Linked DNA regions of Mus musculus: region 1 is linked to region 2. The links are chromatin loops, found by intact Hi-C in ENCODE. Cell type or tissue: left cerebral cortex. All regions are shown on one strand. Each heading gives the region's core, and the rest is flanking DNA. Links, peaks and the distances in the headings are about the cores only. Region 1 overlaps Gm33255 (a long non-coding RNA gene). Region 2 holds the start of Krtap14 (keratin associated protein 14).

Region 1 (10,775 bases), core at 899-8,898, 450 kb after region 2:
TCCTCTCTCAGTCCTTTATAAACAGAAGTTTGATACAATAAAAGGAGTTCCTGCTTCACAGACTCGCAGCTCGAGATCGGAGCCAGGACACTCACCATCCCTCTTCAGCCCAGGAGAGCCTCAGGTGGACCAGGTTCTCTCCTCTCAGCCTAGACCTGGGCAGAGAGCAGGCAGCGTAAGAGAACAAAAGGAAGAAGAGGACAAGAAAGAGAAATCTCACTAGCACCGGAAGGAGCAAAGGACAAAACCACACAGGATCATAATTATACATTTCTCAAAGACTGTTAAGGCCTTCCATTGTCTATTGTAATGCGGTAACTGTATTGTCTATTGTAATATTGTAAGTACGGTACCCCCCACCCCCAATCTGAAATCTGCAATCTGCAAGTACCCTGTGATCCAGCACTCAGTTAATTGTGATTGGTAAACAAAGGTGCGAACAGCCAATAGTTGGTCAGAAAAAATATAAGTCCCCAGAGAGAACCAAGAGGAGGGAAGAGAAGGGAGAACCACCATGGAATAAAGGAAGAACATGCAGGAGGGAGAAGAAGAGCTATCATGGGCTAAGGGAAAACAAACAAACAAACAAAAAAACCAAAAAACAAAAAACAAACCACCCTGAGAGCTGCTCAACCAGAGTTAAGAGGAACCCAGATGGAACATAGTAAACAGTAAGTGATATCATGGGGTTATCAAAAGAAAAAAAAAAAAAAAGATTGTAGCATCATGGAGGGTAGGCAGCTGCCCAGCTACTGTGTTGCCTGAGGCTATTTAAATATATAAAGGCTGAGTGTGTCTTTCTCCTGGGAACATAAATAGTCTAAGATGAGGAAAGAATCCTGCTCCAGGACTTTTAGTATTTTCTACAACAAGAAAGTCGTTGTATTTAAAGTGAGGGATTTGTTTATTACTAAAGTTTAAGGCTTCCGGGTTGGATGCTGCAGATGCTTTGTAGAGTGAAGTATGTGAAATACGAGGGATGGACTCCAGAGCCAACACTTGCAAAGGGACTCAAAATAGTTAACAATCCACTGAGAAAAGACAAGATCTGGGATCTCTCATCAGGCTCTGCTTCAAAGGAGAAAAATATAAGTGGCTAAAAAACAAATCAGCTGTGAACCTTCTCTTAGATCATTGTTAGAGCTTCCAATTTCAGCTTCAAAGATATGGACAGATGCCAGAAGATAGCTTTCAAGCTCCGGAAATGAATTTATGAACCGAAGAGGCATTGCATGGCAACAGTATAATATCACTGCCTGAAATGTCTATATAAACTAGCCAAAGCTAGGTTAAAGTCATTGAACACCTACTCACCACTTTTTGCCCAAAACTTTATCTAAATATTCTCTTCTCCTACCCATAACCTCCATAACAATAGCTTTACTGTGTCATATCCCCTTCAGTGCCTTATTTTCTGCTAGTGGACAACTATGTTAGATTAACGTGGATTAAATTTCTATCTCACAGGTAGCAGAAAATATTTTTTAAGTGGGACCTGTTTTCCCCCATGCTTGCACAAGTGCAGAGGGTTAAAACCACAGGCTTAACGCTCTGTAGGGTAAACCCAGCACATCCCACCAGAGCACAATCAATCTTAAAAGGTTCCTTGCCTTCAATGCAGTGTCTGCTTTGACCCAGGCTGTTGTTCAGATATGTGGCATACACAAAAAATGCTGAAGACCTTGCCCTGCTGGGATTCTGTTTACCAGGGAATGGGCAGAAAGGACATAAATGACAAACTCTGATCTGCACAAAAACATTTTAATGGAAACATTATTCTATTGGGTGTAAAATCTTGATGTAATAAAAACATATTAGAAAATACTTAAAATCTTATTTGAAGTAGGTCTACTTCTGGTAGGCAAGAGAGGGGGCTGTGTTCCACAGTTCTCTTCTTTCTTTTCAAAGCACTTTTAGGATATTTTTAGGAATGAAATCTTTATGCAAAGGAATGACATTTCCAGCTGGGTCAGCGAGCCTGTGTCACCCTGTGTAATTGTAGCAAGTAGCTTTGATTTACTACCTGGTCTATGTAAGGATCACTCTGACTCTGTAAGCTGCTGTTTAAAAATCATGTCAAATCCTAAAAGTGAGACATTCAAAAGCACTAGGCAAAACTCGTGTGTGTGTGTGTGTGTGTGTGTGTGTGTGTGTGTGTGTGTGTGTGTGTAGAGAGAGAGACAGAGACAGAGAGAAGCAGAGAGAAACAGAGAGAGGCAGAAACAGAGACAGGCACATACAAAGAGAGACACAGAAACAGAGAGATGGATACAGAAAGAAAGAGGGGGGAGGGAGGGAGAAGGGAGGAGGGGGGGGAAGGAATGTAGGAAGATGGAGAGACAGAGAGACAGAGACAGAGAAACAGAGACAGACAGAGAGGGAGACAAGAGCACAAACAAGTATCAGAGGTTAATACTTAGGCTACAGAGTCCTTTGTTCTTTTCACAGGATTAGTTTTATATCCCATTCCACAGGAACCCCACCTCTACCTCCCTTCAACTGTATGTGAAGGAAGCTAGCATTGGTTCATTTCTAAAATACTCTTTCTAAGCCGAAGGAAAGCCCACGGCAGGCACTCTTGCTTATAGTGTGATGGGGGATATCAGAGTGTGCCATAGGAAAGGCATCTTGAATTGAATGTAGCTCTGTCGAAGCTTCTGGGACTTGTGAGGCAAGAGCAGCTGGGTATTCCTCACAGTGTTTTCACTGTGACATCCTCAGCTCTGTCTGATGAGGACTAGTCCCCATGAGCATCGTCTAGTGGAGTGGAAAGTAAACCCAAAAATAAAACACAATTTTGAATAGAGATGGATATTCCAGAAAACTGGGGAGCTCAGAGGCAAGAACCTTCTCTACATTAGCCTAGCCAGACCCTAGAACATATCTATACCATATACGCTCTCTGGTTAGGGGTATTTGTTGAATGTATAAAGGTATGAAGCATTAACCATTATCTTTTAAGTCAGCCACTTTTTTTTTTCCCACTCTAAGACTGATCTGTCTCGCACCCCCTTGTGGCTGGCTGTATTTGAAAAGCAAGGGATGATATTTGCCTTGCACCTGCAAGGTCAATTTGTTATGCATTACTTTAGGTTAGTGGAATTTATATTTCTTTGGTTGGGAATCAGATACATTAAACGATTTGCTAAGGAACCCAGAGCAAGAATGGCTCCGGAGCCAATGGCTACCACCCACCGTGCTGTTTCTCTTAACGTTTGCTTGTGAACTCCAGAGCCAGATGTATCGTGATATTAGGATACCTCCAAACACCCACCAGAAATAGAATGTGGGATTCGGAGGGGAAATAACATTTAACAGTGTGCAGACACAGAAGGGAGTCTGAAGACAGAAGATAATTATTCCCACATTAAGCAGGGAAGATTGTAAAGTGTCAGAGCTGTTTCTCATCGGCATCTGGTTAAAGCAGAACCTGCCACTCATCGGGGTGCACAGCTTCATTTGTCTGTGGGAGAGAGAGAAAAAAAAAAGAACTAGAATTTCCAACAATGTCCTTTTTCTATCTCACAAATCTGTAGAATCTAAGAAAAAGTAAGTCTAAGTTAAGCATTTTGTCCCTCCTAAGCTTTGAATTGTGTTTTAGAATGTCAGATGTTTCTCGCCTTAATGAAGTTGGATTGCTTCTGGTGAAACAGCATACACGCTTGCCCCTAACCCAACCAAACCGGCCATGGAAAAGTGTTAAAGTGATAAACACCCATCTGTGCTAGGAAGGAGGTTCTCGAGCTGTTAAGCCATAAGGGGTCACATCCCTGTGACTCCCAACGCATTGTCCTGGCAGCTGAAAACCACTTAAGCAGCTGTCCTCTACACTTTAATTTCAGATGTATCCATTTTAGCAAGAATCTCTATTAAAACTCAAATGTGTTAGACAACAATGTCCCAATGGAAGCCAAACACATTACCAGAAAGACGGAAGATGGAGAGCAGCATCTTTCAGCACGCAACAGCGACAGTGAACGTGCAGGTAAAGACGATGAAGACAGAGGCAGAGTCACAGTAGTGAAGGAAGGAGGATAAAGGAAGACCAGAGGCCTCATTTCTCTCAACAGGAAGCGAACTGAGACTGTGAAACTGGACATTGAAGTTGATGTCGGACAACAAGAGCATGAATGGGCAAAACTGGTTTCATTTTTCTATTTCCAAATTTAATTTTATGTTTGTGACTGATACATAAGGGCATAAAATCATACACATTTAGCAAGTATTTTTGGAAATTCATGTCTAAATCCTCAAGAATTTCTTATTTATTTATTTATTTATTTATTTATTTATTTATTTATTTATTATTTATCTATCTATTTATTTATGTAAAAAATTTAAATCCCCTTTCCTAGCTTTTTAAAATATACTGAATATTATTACTATTTGTTATCATTTTATCTAGCCCTAATGTATAGCAATGAGACACCAGAGTGTCTCTTTTCTATCCGATGGTAACTTGAGATCTATGATCATTCCTCACCCAACTTTATAGCAATGGCACGCTGGAGTGCCTCTTTTCCAACTTATGGTAAATTGAAGTCCACTGTTATACCGCCCCCTACTGTACAGCAATGAAACACCAGAGTGTCTCTCTCTTATCTAGTGGTGAATTAAGGTCCATGGTTATACCGCCCCCTACTGTACAGCAGGGGAACACTACAGTGTCTCGCTCCTATCTAATGGTGAACTGAGATCCTTGGCCCATTCCCTTTATTTTTCTTTCCCACCTCCTCTTCCTAACCACCTGATATTGACACCCTCTGTACGATCACCACTTTCTGTGAAACCCAGCGTATTTATATTTTATACAGAAGAAAGGTCATGGACGGTGTTTCTGTGCTTGGCTTACCTTATTTGACACGATCATCTCCAGTTCCATCTACTGTTTTCATTTTGACGAATTCATTGACTTAATTAAAGACCATGTGATGTTTGACTCTGACCCATTGCAATCAAAAATGCTTTTCTTCAACACTGCTTAAATAAAGAAGTTTGCGAAATCCACATTCCAAGAATATTACATCAAGATAGATCGAATTCACTATGACTAAAAGAGATACTTACTCTTCAGTAAATGGTTTAAAAAACTTAAAAATAATACTGGAGATTCAAACATTTTATTTGAAAAATATTTTAGCATAATGAAGGCTGCTTAACTCAAATATCTTGACTGATACATTGAAAACACTAAAAAATGCACCACAAGCCACTATAACAGGCTTTTAAATTTGATCTAAAAATCAATAAAAAAACAACATAATATATTAAAGTTACAAGTAAAGGCAGTGTTGCTTTTCATTGTTTTAAAAATAATAATATTCATTTCATTTTTTTAAGTTAAAAAATACATCCTAAGAAAAGTAATAAAAAATGTTAAACCTAGAATCCTGAAAATTCCCTTGTTTAGGTCAAATTACTTGCTGAGTTAGTTTGTTTAACAAAAGACACTTAGGACATTATTAAGTTGGTAATTCATTAGGATTTGTTCGAAACAAATTGGAAACCCTGAGAAAAATTAAGTAACAAACACATAAGTAACCCAGACCCTAAATATAACGTCTCTGTAAATTCTATAATAGACTTTTAGCACAGATATCTCATGATCACAGTGCAGTTCAATGACAGCATAAAGTTCAGTGTACGGTTGTTAACTCCGGCCTTAGGACTATACACTGGTGATCGTATTTGACTAAGTAAAACTAGACACTAGGCACGGACTTAAAAAGACATTGAGGAACATTTGAAAAATCTCTTGGGAACATTTTTATGAAAACCACGGTCCTCAGGGCCAAAGCTTTGATTACCTTACTTTTTTCAGTCTTTAAGATCTTATTTGTTAAATATCTGTAATGGCTTCTTGAAGTTCTTCATCTATTTATTTTGATTGATTTTGTTTCTGAGTCTAAATGTAACAAGGCGGGCTGCCTTCTGTGAAGCCATTATCAACGGCAAGGCACGCTAAGCTCTGTTTTGAATCCCTGAAAGAGATGCTGGACAGAATCAAGATGCTCATTCTGATGAGAAGGCTGATGATACTCAAGTGCATCATTTGCATTTTGAAAATGAGATTAGAGTGCTCCAGTATACAGTGAGATTTTGCAGAGCCTTCATTTAGTACATATGGATATTGCTCATTTTTGTCTTTTAAAAATCAGTTTATGTAGCTGGGGGGTGTCGCTATGCAAAGATAAACTTGACTGTCATGTGCAAAGCCTTGAGTTCCATCCCAAGTGTTGCACATTAAAAAAACAAACAAACAAATAAATTGACCATTGATGAAGACTTTGGAAAATATGAGTGACATGAATCAAATATGTAGCAAAAGTATTAATAAGGTTAATAAAATTATGTCAGTGTAACAAAAACACCCAAGCCCCCCCAAAAAAAAAACACATTATATCAAATGTGAAATTAAGATAGTAAAAAGTTTTAAACAAAATGAATAGTTCTTCAATTCCTTGATAAAATAATTAATGAAGACTGTTGATTTGCCATGAAATATTATCAATATCATTATGAAACTTGCAATTAAGCCACCATAGTGTGTCTACTTATGATAAGTAGATTCATGTATATTATCAGTTCAAAACACCAGCTAATGCTTAAGAATATTTGGCACATTCATAGCTTATAAATGGCCCCAACCAATCCTCAAGCTCTGTGGAAGAAAAAAAAATGGACTTTTTCCCCCAAATATGACATGTTTTGAAAATTGAAATGATATTAAAGCAATTTTGAATATAAAGTCAAATTTCCTAAATTCTCAGCAACAAAAACAAATTGCAGTCAATTTGTTAAGTAAAACAGAATCATTCGTCTTCTTCATAAAATAATTAATGTAGCAAAATCGCATGCCAAAACCGTGGCAACTAAACTATGCAAGGAAAAGGCCCAAGTAGGAAAATCCGTAAGCCTGTTCATCACATACATGATGTTTCATGGAGAAGCCAAGATTTACTACCTTTTTACTTTAATTTCTTATTTATGTTACTAAAATACTTAGGGTTTTTTGGTATTTGTACATGATGAATATGCATGCTTCAGTGTGTACTGGTGCAGGCTAGTGCCAATCCATATAACTGTCGTGCATGCAGGGAGAAGGTCAGAGTCTAGCATCAGGTACCATCCTTGGTCACTCTCCACTTCATCTCCTGAAGTGGGACCTCTCTCTGGTTTCAGTGAGCTCACCAGTTCAGCCAGTCCAGTTTGTCATCTTGGACCAGTGATCCCTTGTTCTTGAATTCAGAGCATAGACAATGACAAGTCAGCGGCCCTATCACCTACCTTTTGTGGGAGTTGGGGACTGAAACCCAGGTCCCCCTGTCTGTGCAATGAATTGTCTCCCCAGCTACTAAAATATTTCATTTTAACCACAATCATGTATTAGCTATCTTAGAGTTTCTCTTATTGTAAGTCTTATGGCCTATAGAAACTTAGATACCTTAGGAATCCTGATTTTTGGATCATTTCCATTACCCCCTTTAGCCCTAAATTATAAGGATGAAAGGTTTTTCTCACCGAAAAGCTTTGCCTATCAACTAAGGCTATCATAACAAAAGAACTACAAACATGGTTGTCTGCAAGGAACGGAAATGTAGTGCTAACAAGCCTGCAGGCTGACTCGCACGGAAAGGTGCCAGCAGCCCTGAGTAAAGATTCACATTAGTTCCTAGATGCCTGACTTCATAGGCAAATCTCACAAGGAGAAACAGTGGAGACCTCCCAGAGTTGTTTTAATAAGGATACAGTGGTCCTCTGTGATCTGGTTTTAGGATCTAATCAACATGCAAGAGCCTACTTTTGAATGATGTCACCCTGGAGATTAGAATTTGGAAATATGGATGTAAGCTGGGGTGAATCTGATATACAAACCTTCAGACCACAGCACACGAAAAGTGACCAAGAGGGAAGATAAATAAATCAACAGGGATTATCCATGCCTAGTTTTTCTCCTTCCACAGCTACAAGTATATTTCTGGTGGCCACTTCTCCACTGTGGGTAAGGAGGGGTCACTTTCCCTTGAGTGCAGAGCTTATGATATTTCCATTTGAGGGAAGCACTATTTTTAATCTGTATGGTCTGTTGGATCTCCACCTCAATGAGAAAGCACTGGACTTTGCTTCTTTCTTTCCTCATTGTGCTTCAGCAACAGGGGTCTCCAGTCTCTCAGTTCCAGAGAACGCAGCTCCAGCCTGGGATGGAAAAATAACCTGGAGGAGGTCAGAGAGCAGAAGCATGACTTTGGAAACAAATCCTCATTCACTCCCCTTGTGAGCTCATTCATCAAACTACCGGATATATGTTAAGACTTTATCTTCTAAGGTCTCACCCAGAACGTATGCGGCAAAACCAAAAATAGTGCCTGCATATTCAAGGGCAGACGGAAGGAACTGCTGGCTACAGGGAGCATGGGGCTTTGCACAATGGCACAGTTCAGCTGCTGAGGCCTTTTGCCGGCCCCCTCCTCTCTCTGACCTGCTGACCTTACTCTTCTGGAGGCCACTGTGGCCAGTGACTCACCCTGAAAAAGTGGTGGATTATACTGTCAACCTTGAAACTCTGTTTTCTAATTCTTCTTCCCTCTGCCGCACTGCTAGGCATGAGTCCCACCCTCTGTCCTACATGAGCAATGGTGGTACAGGGATGAGCATGAGTCTATGGCCATCCAGGTACAGAACCGTTCCTGAATGTGGGTATTATCCTCATTCATCATTTCCATCTAGGTGGTAATGGAGCTCTGGCCTTTACACACCATGTATATCCTATCTAGAACTGTCAGGGAGAATGGGGAGTGAGGCTGCCCAATCCTTTATCTTCTTGGTGTGAACACCCACTTAACACCTCTGCTTACGGCAGGTTCACATAATAAATCCCCATCATGTAGTATTGGAATGGCTCTGATTAGTCGTTGCTTTTTATTAAAAAAAAAAGTTTTATTTTCTTTTAATTATGTGTCTATGTGGGAGTATGTGTATGTGGGCAAAAGTAGCAATGGAAGACAGATGAGACAGTTTGATTACCTGAAACTAGAGGGAAGGTAATTGTGAGCCATCTGATTTTGGTGGGAGAAGCCCAACTCGGGTCCTCTATATGAGCAGTACATACTCTTAAACACTGAGCCTTCTCTTCAGCCCACCCCTCTTGGCTGAATTCTTACTGAGACCATGATTTGTAACAGAAGTCCACAGTAAATAGAAGCTTACAGATGAGGATCTAGTACTATTTTTCCCACCTAAATTGATACAAGAGTGTTAATGTCCTACTATCCCAATAAATGGGGTGTTGGCAGAGCATAGCACTCAGTAAAACAAGCAAACAAACAAACAAAAATCAATACTCAAACTACCTCCTAAAGTCACCCAGGATCAGTTGCTCTTAGGAGGCAAGCCCTCCTAGGATCTCCTGCATGAAAATATTTCAAGGAAAGTACAAAGTCTCTGGGCATGGCTGGTTCCTTTGAAGTAAAGGCCCAATAAAGACAAAGTGGTGTGCTTAGGGCTTTATCTGTTTGTATCAAGGTCCAGTTATTAACTGTAAGGCATATGGTTGTTATGAAAGGAATCCTTGTATTGTAGGAATGTAAATCAAGATTGCTAAAACCATGACTTCACAGCATCTTTCATATCGAACTTATGCCATTGACCAGAAAGGCATGGAGCCATTAAAAACATTGCCTAGGTGTCATGTAACAAATTTCTGATGAGTGTAGGGGTCTTATCTCCCAATTTTGTCAAACCTCTTGGGCTAATAGAAACATATTTTCATCTCTGTCTGATGGCCTCCCTCCTATGGAAAATCTTTATCATCATACACACAAGAATCCCTTGAATAAAAACTTGGTCATTGAACTAGTTACTTTTTTTGTTGCTGTGATAAGACATTACCAAGGCAACTTATAGAAGGAAGTATGTATTCAGTCTAGTGGTTCCAGAAGGATAAGAGTCCATCGTGATGAAGAAGCACGGGAGGAAGTAGCTGGCTGGAAGTTGGATGCTGAGAGCCCAAATCTTGAACCACAAGCAGGAAGTCCAGTGAACTGAGAATAGTGCAAGCCTTTGTCCTCACAATGTCCAACCCCAGTAACGATTCCTCCAGCAAGGCTACTCCTCCTAATCCAACCCAGCACCACCACCAACTTAGGAACAAGTGTTCAAATGCCCAAGACTATGACAAATACTCATTCAAAGTGCCCCAGTTCTTAATACACACTCTCATGACCCATTTTAGTAGGTTTCCTAAAGTTTACTTCATATTGTCTACAATCATCCTAGATCATGTACCCTTAAGTTTTATTAGTTACAGTCCCCGAATCATGTTGTCATAATCTCCATCACTTTTAGAACAGTTTCTTTAGGACACTCTGAAATCTTGAGTCACCCATCTATCCCTCCATTACCCTCAACCAGAACCCAATCCCACCGGAGCAAACACAAATTTATTTTGTGTCTCTACACATATTCTAGTCATGGGGAACTTTTGAAAATGCAGCTATAAAACACATACTGATTTTTGACTAGCTTCTGCTGCTTTAGATGCTGCCAAAACCCCTTGATGCTACAATATATATCAATATTTCATTTTTATTTTCGTGGAGGAATTCCATCAGGCTCTTATTCAGCTCTTTCTTTCTTTTTTTTCTCTTTTATTAAAAATGAATTTTTTCATACTATATATTCTGAATATAATCTCCCCCTCCCCCAGCTTCTCCTAGTTCTTTACTTTCCATGCAGGTCCAGACTCTTTCAGTCTCTCTTTAGAAAAGAAAGAGGCA
Region 2 (10,775 bases), core at 1,684-9,683:
TTTACATAATAGTTGCAATGCTAGCTCTCTATTGTAGTAGAGTTGAAAGGTCAAAGGCAGGTTAAAGGTCAAGGTTACTTCATCCTCCAAAAATAATTTGCTTCCAGGTGTATCACGATGCTGAGTCCTGGGGAGACAAACACTCATTGATCAATCCTAAATGTTGGCGAAGACATTTGAGTTCCATCAGGTAGCGAAACCTTCATGAGACAACCGGGATGCTCAGAAATTTGACCCGCAAAAGCCAGAGCTGTAGCCTGGCTGGTAGTAAGATGACTGGATACTCTTAGAAGAAAAGTATCCTGGACGGTAGAAGTTGGATCCACAGCCCTGAGAGCGAATGCCAGAGCTTCCAAACCCAAAAGCTCCAAAGCCAGTATTGCCATATCCAAAAGATCCGGTAAAGCCTCCCTGGCAGGGGCTGGAGAAGTATTGCTTAGGCCGGAAACAGGATGTGTGGAAGGATGCAGACCCCACACAGGGCAAGTGGCCTTCAAGTGGCTCACTGAAGGTCTCCTGCTGTCCATTGTAGAAAGAGGATCCCAGCTGGAAGTTCTTTGGAGAATAGACTACATTGCTGGTGGGGTAGAAGGAGTTGTAGGTAGAGACTGGCTGCCTCAAGAAACCTCCAAAAGACTGTGAGGAGTAGTTTCCAGAGTTGCAAGTGTAAGACATGTTCTCAGGAGTTCTTGTTTCAGTTGAGTGGCAGCGGTGAATCTGTGAGTGTGAATACCACCGTCTAACCTGGGCCCTTATATACCAGAAAGATGGGTGTAGAAGCCTGTGTCCATTTTAATGAGACTGCTTAATTGGGCTCCAGTAAAAAATGAAATACTTTAACCTTCAAAGGACTTTTTATGAATGTGCACTTCTAAATGAAGGAATTTCATTAGTTTTCAAAGCAATTATTCATGGAGTAAAAATGCAATTTCTCAACATCTACAGTAGGTCGAATGAAAGCCACCATAATTGAATCTTTAAGATAGATGCTTTATTTATCCCAGGCTTCAAAATGTGATGAAATGGATGATGCAGCAATAATCCTGCCTGGTTCAACACTCTACAAAAGTTTGTATTCTGGAAAGAAAAATTTGATGTTCCAAGTTTAGAAGCTTGGTTGAAAATAGAAAGAAATAAATCCCCTTTTTACATGTCTCCCTCTAAATGTTGTGGATGTTATGAGTGGAACAGTGCAATGCTAATCCTTGGGAGAAAAAAGATTCACGTTCAATGTTTATAACACAATTTGTGAATTATGTTACAAACTATATAAGGCTGAGAGGACCATTGTTTACATGAGTGCTTATAGAACATTAGACTGTAAAATATTTACATCACAGAATCCCTTTGTAGTCTTTCTCTTTTCTTCTTTTTTTTTTCTCCTCTTTTCCATTCTTTTCTCCTGGATAACAATTTTGTGGACCCATGTGTGCTCTACCACCCTGGGATATGTGGCCAACCTTTTTATATTTTAATTAGAATCTTGTGTCCCCACACCTTCATTGCTTTATGGTGGAAGTTATTAACAAACTTAATAAGCTTCATTATCGAAACAAAATATCTTTGTCTTCATAGGATACATCTCTTTTCCAGCTGGTGGTACTGGTGTCCCAGGCAACAAAGTAGCAAGTTCTGAAAAGTTATCGTATAGCCATACTGCTTTTCTTTTCTTTTTATTTAATTTTTATTGCACATGGTTTAAACATTATTAAAGAATGTGAAGAATATCTGTCTTGTGTCAATGTCATGAAAGGTTTAAGACTTAGAACTCATGGTTACAAATGACCCTTAGGTACAGCACATGGGTAGGGAAAGGTATCAAGTGAGATGGAAATGTGAAGACATTATTTTGGAGTTGCTTATGTTGTGTATCTATCAATTAGCATATATATTCTTCCCAGAAAATGAAGTGTTAAGATGTTTCTGTACTCTTCCACAAGGTGCAGCATAGCTTACTGTAGAGATGGTTCACTGGTACAGGAAATTGCCTAAGTAACCTTGGAGAAATGGAAAGACATTGTATGCCATTGTTCTCAGCACAAATTACACAGTGAAAATGAGCTGAGACTAATTTCATGAAAAGTTATGATTACTTGGTCTAAAATTTAAGGACAAAGTTTGAAAAATGAGCTGTTCTTCTAGGGTTCCAGGAATTACTGAATCAGATTTCTGTTACGAGAATTCCAATCTGATCTTCTTAAAAAAAAAAAAAGAAGAAGAAGAAGAAGAAGAAGAAGAAGAAGAAGAAGAAGAAGAAGAAGAAGAAGAAGAAGAAGAAGAAGAAGCAGCAGCCAAACCGGAGACATTTGCTAACATCTCTCAAACTGTAGATTTTATGAGTCTGAACATATTAATTTAATGAAGGAAAGAAAGAAAATGATGCTCTCTCACACAAAGAAGTAGAGGGAAATGTTGTTCTTTAAAGTGAAATAAACAGCATTGCAGCCATCCCAAGGCAGCCATCTGCAGGTTCCCCTCCCCACCTCTGGGCATCAGTCTTCATTAGGCTCTTACACTGAGGTGGAAGACAAGCTGTGGAAATCAAGGAAATATGACCCTTGCTTTGGACAATTTGCAATACTTGTCAGAAGCATCTGAAAACAATTTAAGTCAAAGTGATATATGCTGCTTTCGGCCAGAGGAAGCACCTCCCAGCGATGTCTCCTTTGGCCTGACACCTTAAGGCAATTGCTTTATAAGATTTTTTTTTCTTTTAGAATAAGGACCCTTACCGGGTTATGGAGAGTCTTTTTAGTGGGGAACAATGATCGTAATTAGAGATAGACATATCTTTGACATTATTGCCTCAAGCATTGTCCCTTCTAATGCAGTTTTACCATCTTAGATAAATAATCTTTAGCATTCAAACTAGCACAAAGCATAAAGCGTTTAGCTCACTGCACAGCAAACCACCCGTACTACAGCCACACACACACACACACACACACACACACACACACACACACACACACAAGTTAAGATGGATATTTAATATCTAGATTCCATTCTTAGGCAGGTGCATGAGAAATAAGAATCTCTCCACATTTCATTAAAATCGTTTTACTGAAGTCCAGTTTATTTTAAGTCCTTATACATCTTGCATATCAGTGTTTTGATGACACTATTCATCACAGAAGCTTGCCATTTTGAGACACCAATCAGTGTGTGTTTTTGTTTAAAAGAAATGACTGTGTGTGGATCAGCGAACAACTTTGCTAGCCAGATGGCAACAATTTTCGGACAGATTGTGCAACGGGTATCAATTATTTTTAATTAAGCTAGCTTCCCTCAGCCCAGACAGTCTACCTCTAAAGCAGTTTTCTGAGTGATGTGCAGGGTGACCTTTTGCTGAGGGAAGATGAATAACAGCTTTGAAGATTGAACACTATTACCTGAATTCCAGGGCCGCAGACATCACTGCTCTATCCAGTTGTGAAACCACACAAAAAGTAAATATGCGTGACTAGGATGGTATTCTCAATTCAATTAAAGCCGCGGGTAAATTGTGTTCATGTGCCATGGGGATGACGCACCCAAGGACAGGGGTATATAAGTGCTTTGCGTCTAAGAAGGGCTATTCCAACTCTGAACATTCTCCTTATCCCATCCTCAAACTCCTAGCTCCTCTCAACATGTCCTGCAACAGCTGCTCTGGAACTTTCTCCCAGTCCTTTGGGGGCCAACTGCAGTATCCGATCTCTTCATGCGGTTCCTCCTACCCCAACAACGTCTTCTACAGCACTGACCTCCAAACTCCCATCACCCACCAGCTGGGCTCTTCTCTTCACAGTGGGTGCCAGGAAACCTTCTGTGAGCCCACCAACTGCCAGACAGCCTATGTGGTCTCCAGACCCTGCCAGAGGCCTTTCTACAGTCAGAGGATTCGAGGGCCCTGCAGGCCCTGCCAGTCAACTTTCTCGGGATCCCTGGGATTTGGTTCCAGGGGTTTCCAGTCTTTTGGCTGTGGCTACCCATCCCAGGGCTTTGGATCCCATGGTTTCCAGTCAGTAGGATGTGGTACCCCTACTTTCTCATCCCTAAATTGTGGATCCAGCTTTTACCGCCCAACCTGCTTCTCTACCAAAAGCTGCCAGTCTGTTTCTTATCAGCCAACCTGTGGGACTGGCTTCTTCTGATCTCTATTGGGGAAAATTAGAAATGTAAAAGGTGCCTACTACCTACTGTGTTAAGAGCCGTGCTGTCTTCAGAGTTTCTATATTAGTCTAGAGATTTGACTTCTACTCATGAGTTCCTGTAATTGGAAAACGTATTTGATTAGAGAAAGATGCTAAATTGTTTTCTTGTATATTATAGGTATGCAAAAATCAAGCATAATTCTTTCTTCGCATATCTCTTAGTAATTACTCAGACTTCCGGTCTTGATTTTTGCAAAGAGGAAGGTTGTAAGTTTAAATAAAGATATGCAACTGGACTTCTTTATGTCTTGTGAATACCATTATTGTTACTTTCATTTTCTTGACTTCAAAACTACTTCAGAACATCTCCCTGGGCTTTGTTGTATCATGAACCTGACATGTTAATTGTATAGAGTTAAGTTATCCTTTTGTATTTGAAGGTTTTTTTTCAACTTTTCTGTTTTCTCCATCTGTTAATACATCACACAGTGAAATGAAGAGAGCACCTTATTAGAATAACAAACTTAGATCTGTGATTTTTTTTTTCCAAATGGTGCTATGTAATGTCGGGAGAAAGATTATCCTTATGAAGTGCATTCTAAAATATGTGCAAAGTTACAGGTGGGTAAGAAGCTACATGATCATGAATTAGGTGGAGATGGGGTCTAGTCCCGCATCTTCACTGCCAGATAAACAGAGCTTCTAAATGAAATCTCTAACACATTCAACAGTTGCTTACAGGTATAGCTAGTATTGTTCATATGTTACTTATATATCTTGGTGATATCCCAGTTGGGTCTTGTGACTCTTGGGTCTGATGAAAAGAATTTGGTTTATATACCTATACATATACTATACATACATATACATATACAGTATTTAAAAACCATGTGAATATTATTTTGTTTCAGGATTTGACTTGGTGCAGAAGTGTGATATCTTATTTGCATAGTGGACAGCATCACAAAGGCTTCTCCACTGAATTCCAGGAATCATTATCAAAGGTGGAGATGTTCTAAGCCTAGGGTCACCACATACAATTTTTTTATTCCAGTTTTGTCTCAGCATCCAGTTTTATTTGTTAATGGTCTCACAATCTTCCTTTTACTTATTACGATCAGTATAAGTTCATCAGCACGCACAGTGACTGCTCTAGGGTACTGTCAATTGATGTTTGCTGTGGGTTCATTGCGTGGTTCAGTCTTTAAGAAAAGCAAATTATTTTTGTTAAATCTGAAACAAGAGGAGTCTTCCATTATAAAAGAAGTCTTTTAACAAAAGAGATCACTTTTTTTTTTTCATTCAAAAACAGCACGCAGAAGGATTACCATGAGAGAATTTATTGTTTTTATAATGTTGTGGGCAATTAAAAAAAAAAGACCTACATAAAGGCTGCGTCTTTCCCTTTTTTATTATATATTTACTTTATTTACATTTTAAATGTTATCCCCTTTTGTGGTTTCCCCCCCAGGAAACCCATTATCACATTCCCCTTCTCCCTGCTTCTATGCATGTGCTCCCCCACCCACTCACCCACTCCCACTTCTCTGTCCTGGCATTCCCCTACACTGGACATCTAGCCGTCACAGGACCAAGGGCATCTTTAGTTTTCCTTTGTCCACTTGTGAATGTAATGGACACATCCACACCCAACATGATACAGCAATACCCAGTAACTACCAGTAGGTGGGAGTAGTGGGAAAACTAGGTGTACAGGAAGTGTGGACATGAGTTTTTGCTGCATCTGAACTCATGGAGAATAGTCTATATTCTCTGGATACTGTGGAGTGAGCATACACTGTATTGTTTAAATCCACAACCTCTTATCGTTATTTTAGCACAGCGTGTAGAATTTTACATTTTGTAAAGCAATTCTTTTCTAAAACAATTAGTTAAAAATAATGTCATTTTTAACGTAAAGAGGATTTCTGCATTGAATTTGGAATGCTATAAAAGGTTAATTTTAAGCATAGAACGTATATAATAATCGGAAGACATTCTCATGATGGTTGATGCCATCACTGATTGCATGAAAAGTTAAGCATGTAATTTTATTGAATACACACAATGTCTATGGGCCTGGAGACATGCCTTAATGAGTAACAGAAGCTTATGTGATATATAAGTACAGATCGTATTAACAGAAGGAACTGATTTAATACATAATTACATATATCAAATTATATATTATAGATAATTTAAAATAAAAAATTAAAAGTAAGAATAAAATTAAATAAGAAGATTGATTTAAGTAGAATATATAAAAGTTGTACAGGCCCAAACTAGAAGAAATCCAGGCATGGAAGGAAGGGTTGGACACAAAGTCTCACCCCTAGCCATGGGATGGTTGGCAATTTTTAGCTGCTGGAAACGGGAAGGTCAGCTTTTTTTTGTTTGTTTGTTTAGTTGGTTTTATTTTTTGTTGTTTTTGTTTTGTTTTTAAGAATGTAGTCCCCTGGTAAGTTGATCATACTTCAGCGGTGAGACCACAGATTCAGGAGGCACAATTACTCTTAAATTATTTTTAAGGAAAATATTTGGGTGGATAGAGAAGGGAGTTAAACTTGGGGAAAGTTGGCTGGGGTGGGGGTGGGCGGATAAACATGATAAAAGAAAATGTTACAGATAACTCAAGACTCTGAAGGAACTAACTAGAAGATGGTTGCTTAATGTTGGGAGACAAAAGTGTGTTTATGTGTGAACTTTATACCTAATTTTTCATTTGTTTTAAGTCATTTTCCTGGTGTTAAAATAGCATTTTATAGATAAGCAAACAAGCAAAAACCTTATGGCAACAGCAGAAAGCAAAACCATCCATTGGGAGAAGACACTGTTACTAAGGATGAAAAAGAGTGGCAGGAGACAGGGGGAGACAGAGATGGGGCAAAAAACAACAAAACAACAACAACCTCTCTTGAAACTCTCTTCTTAAATCTAAACTTGAATTTACTTTAATTTTTTTATTGTACTTTTTAATTTTTTTATTGTACTTCATCTATTTGAAGTTAATAAACTAGATAGAACAGATTAAGTTTCCTCCTAAGATACAATTACCATAGCAGCAGAAACACAAATCAATCTTTGGTTATGATATGATTTGTGATTTTTAAAACAAACAAACAAAAATTGCTAGAAAAAAAAAACAACAGGAACTGACATTTTTATGAATTCAGATTATTATAGGGTTTTCTCTGAATCTATGGCAAGCTTCCAACCCTTTTAGTGTCTCCTTTTCCTCCTGTCTAAACAGAACAATAATCTGTCTCTATGGATGTGTAAATGTTAAGAAAAAAGTCCTATGTCTCATGGTGCCTTGCTCCATAGAGCATGTTGTCATGATGATGCCAGACAGGACATTGGCACACATATCACATGATAGGCTCACAGTCCTTCTGTAAACACATGTTTCTTTTGGTGTACACAACACACAAATATGTGAGTATCTCAAAAGTCACATTAGGGTAACAGAAGGAGCCCAGTGTCATTCTTTCCCTGTGCAGTGATGAAAATCCAGGAAATTACAAAAGGTCAACTAATATAATGAGGAGATGTTGCTCCCTGTTGGACTGACCCTGAGGTGGACAACTGTGACAGTCTTTCCAAATGACCTTGAAAGTCTCTAGGATAATGCAATCCATATATTGTTGATTAGGTCAAATTAAAAATGAATTTCTTTGGTAGATGTCTTTCTTTATCATTACACACACACACAGACACATACATACATACATACATACACACACACACACACACACACACACACACATATCCTGCCATAGTGTAAAATACTTGATTTCCAGAATCATATGCCAAATTAACCGTCCCCAATCTTTGACTTCTGCTCTGCTTTCAGAATCCGACTAAGCACATTGAGTAAAAATACTCAATATTTCCTAGACATATTGTTTATAGGTCAATAGACGTTGAATTTGGAGGAAGCATCAGGGGATCTACAACAGGTCCTGATCCCGGATAGTTGTGATTTTCCTTATACATGTTTGCTGATAATGTACTGAAAAGATACTGAAACATAGAAGGTTGGGATTACAGCATTTACATGATCAAATCTATCCAGAGATTACCTGAAGCTCATATTTTTCATGCCCCCCCCAAAAGTCTGCATTCAAATGCTAATAGACTTAGATAGTTTTTGTTTATGTGTAGACTCCATTTATAAAATATATAATATTTTTTCTTTTTTAAAGTTTATTTATTTATTTATTTTAAAGATTTATTTACATTATGTATATGAGTACACCATTGCTCTCTTCAGACATACCAGAAGAGGGCATCAGATCTCATTACAGATGATTGTGAGCCACCATGTGATTGCTGGGAATTGAACTCAGGACCTTTGCAAGAACAATCCTTGCTCTTAACCCCTGAGCCATCTCTCCAGCCCCTAATATCTTATCCTTGATGTGTAAAAGTTTAGTCAGCATCCCAATTGCCTTGTTTCTCTGGATCAGCAAAACTTCCTGTTACTCAATTTCAGCAATTCTTAGTGATAGTCAGCCATGTCTTCAGGTGTGAAACATGACATTCCTATAGTTCCTTATTGCAAATGAGAATCACAACTAAATATAGAAATATGTTTTCAAAGACAATTTGAAAAGGTGATTTGACATGTAATGAATTCCCCAATGTATGAATGCAAATCCATAAGCAAATTAGTAATAAAGTGACCAATGTATTGAGGTTTCAGAATGCATACATTTATTAGATAAAAATTTTGAGTTTTCAACTACCCTTGGATGAAAACCAAACTACATGTATCATTATTTTTCCATAGTAAAGAGAGAAAGGAATAATTGGAGGTTACCCATAAATTCCAGAATATCCCAGTAATTGAGAATGAGAGAAGCTGATAATGGAAGAAATAACAGATAGCAAGAGGAGGTAAGCAAGAAACAATTTTTGCAGGGCATACAGACTTTTACTTATATATTGCATGAAGGAAGAGAGGGGCTCAGCAGTTGAATCCCTAGATAATATTACCACAGGTTGGTTTATAACATGGTTGGCAGATATTATCAGCCATGTGGATTGGGTAGCAGAATCTGTACCCATAACTCAGGAAAGGGAAGCCAGAGACTCCATAATTCAGAGGTTCAAAGACAGTGGATCCACAACCCATGATGTAGCATCTTCTAGATCCATAATCCTGGGAGAAACCGTTGCTGGACCCAAAGCCCAGAGAGCCAGCATATGTTCCCTGGCAAGGACTGCAGGGTGTGGAGCTCCTGGGGTAGTAGCAGGGCACCTGGCAGGGGCTGGGCACCACACAGAAACTCTGGCAGCTAGTGGGCTCAATGCAGGTCTCCTGGCAGCCACTGTTGAAAGAGGAGCTCAGCTGGCAGGTGCTGGGAGAGCAGCTGGTTGTGGCGATCAAGTTGCTTGAGCAGGAGGAACAACAGGAGGAACCCACGATGGGCAGGCAGCACCTAAAGGAGGTAGACAAGTTATTAGAGTGGCAGTTAGAGCTCATGTTGAGAGATGTGAGTTCTGGTGGATGTAATTGAGATGATCCTGAGTCTGAATGTTACCTGTGAAGACGTGGGCTTATATACTCTCAAGAGGAGGTGTGGTACCCAAGATTGTCAGCCCTATCCTATATGTGGGCTGTCCTTTAGAAATGTGCAACTAAAAGATGTGAATCTCACAAATTTCTCTGTAATTGTAGTTGCATTTGAATACTTCTCTACACAGTATATTTATGGCTGTTGTAATTTCATTGTGACAAAGAGCAATGAGCTACTCCTATGTCAGAAATGCCAGGATTACTTTACATTAAATATTATTTCATAATGTCCAGAAAGATCCTTTTTCCTCCTGACATACTTTTTGTGTGTTTTGTCATAGAATGTTATGAGGAAAACATTTTTCTTTACAACATAAGGGATGCAAGTTTCATGTACTTGTTGTTGTTGTTCCTGTTGTTAATGAATTGGGAAACATACTTTTTGGATTCATGTGGAACCTACTGAAGTTTAACCCTAATGTCTCCTCACCATCCTTTCTAATTTTCTCATTAGTCTCTGTGAATTACTCAACATTACCTAACAAAAACTTCAAAATAAAAAGATAGAAAGAAAAACTGAGTAATATTGAACCTTGCATGAAAGAGACAGAATCTGGCAAATGTTCCATATCTCAGACCTTAGGTGTACATATCCATAACTGAGTCCTTTGGAATATCCTTCATAACAAAGTAGTATAAGGCAGTATCTCTGTCAGTTCTGCATGCTGATACAAAATTTAATCAAAACTGGAGGGGGGTTGTGAGAAGCTTGATTGCACACTGCTGGAGTTGTGGGTGGCATCCAGCCCTAGGGAGGCAGTCTTGTAGGGTTGGAGTGAGATATAAACAGCATGTCCACGTGCCATAAGAAATATGCCAGATCAATAACACCTGGCTGCTGCAGAGTCCTCTGAGGTCTTACACTCTCAGCTCATTGTTCAGTTCTTGAGCTCTGTGTCAGTCCCCAATACTGCAAGTAGAAGCTTCTCTAACAAAGGTTCAGTGATACTCGGCTTTATAGATACAGCACTAGCATTGGGGGTCATTTTACTGCCACGTTCCTTTACAAGAATAATAGCACTGCATTTTGTCCTTTGTAATCTATCAGCCACTTGGCT

Evidence for each region. Hi-C counts contacts between places; a loop is a spot of excess contacts. Peaks named below come from ENCODE experiments on the same cell type or tissue, not always from the same donor. Only the 100,000 strongest peaks of a DNase experiment are listed, where the experiment ranks them.
Region 1: it touches region 2 in a loop (4-fold over the local background); 5 of 42 quality-filtered maps call a loop at or near these places.

Annotation. Positions count from the first base shown.
Region 1 is chr16:88,366,072-88,376,846 of GRCm38, reverse strand. The region is part of intron 2 of Gm33255 (a long non-coding RNA gene); the gene reads left to right. Among named protein-coding and RNA genes, the nearest start is that of Gm33255, 10 kb to the left of the region's middle. In left cerebral cortex, for the core only: a CTCF peak has its summit at 4,606 (motif pointing left); a DNase peak (open chromatin) is centred at 4,602.
Region 2 is chr16:88,818,947-88,829,721 of GRCm38, reverse strand. It overlaps Krtap14 (keratin associated protein 14), which reads left to right and starts at 3,577. Exons shown (of 1, transcript NM_013707.2): 1 at 3,577-4,431. The coding sequence starts at 3,633. The coding sequence ends at 4,136. It overlaps 4930553J12Rik (RIKEN cDNA 4930553J12 gene), which reads right to left. Exons shown (of 4, transcript NR_138570.1): 4 at 8,830-9,580. It overlaps Krtap15 (keratin associated protein 15), which reads right to left and starts at 713. Exons shown (of 1, transcript NM_013713.2): 1 at 1-713. The coding sequence starts at 675. The coding sequence ends at 223. In left cerebral cortex, for the core only: a CTCF peak has its summit at 5,821 (motif pointing right); a DNase peak (open chromatin) is centred at 5,819.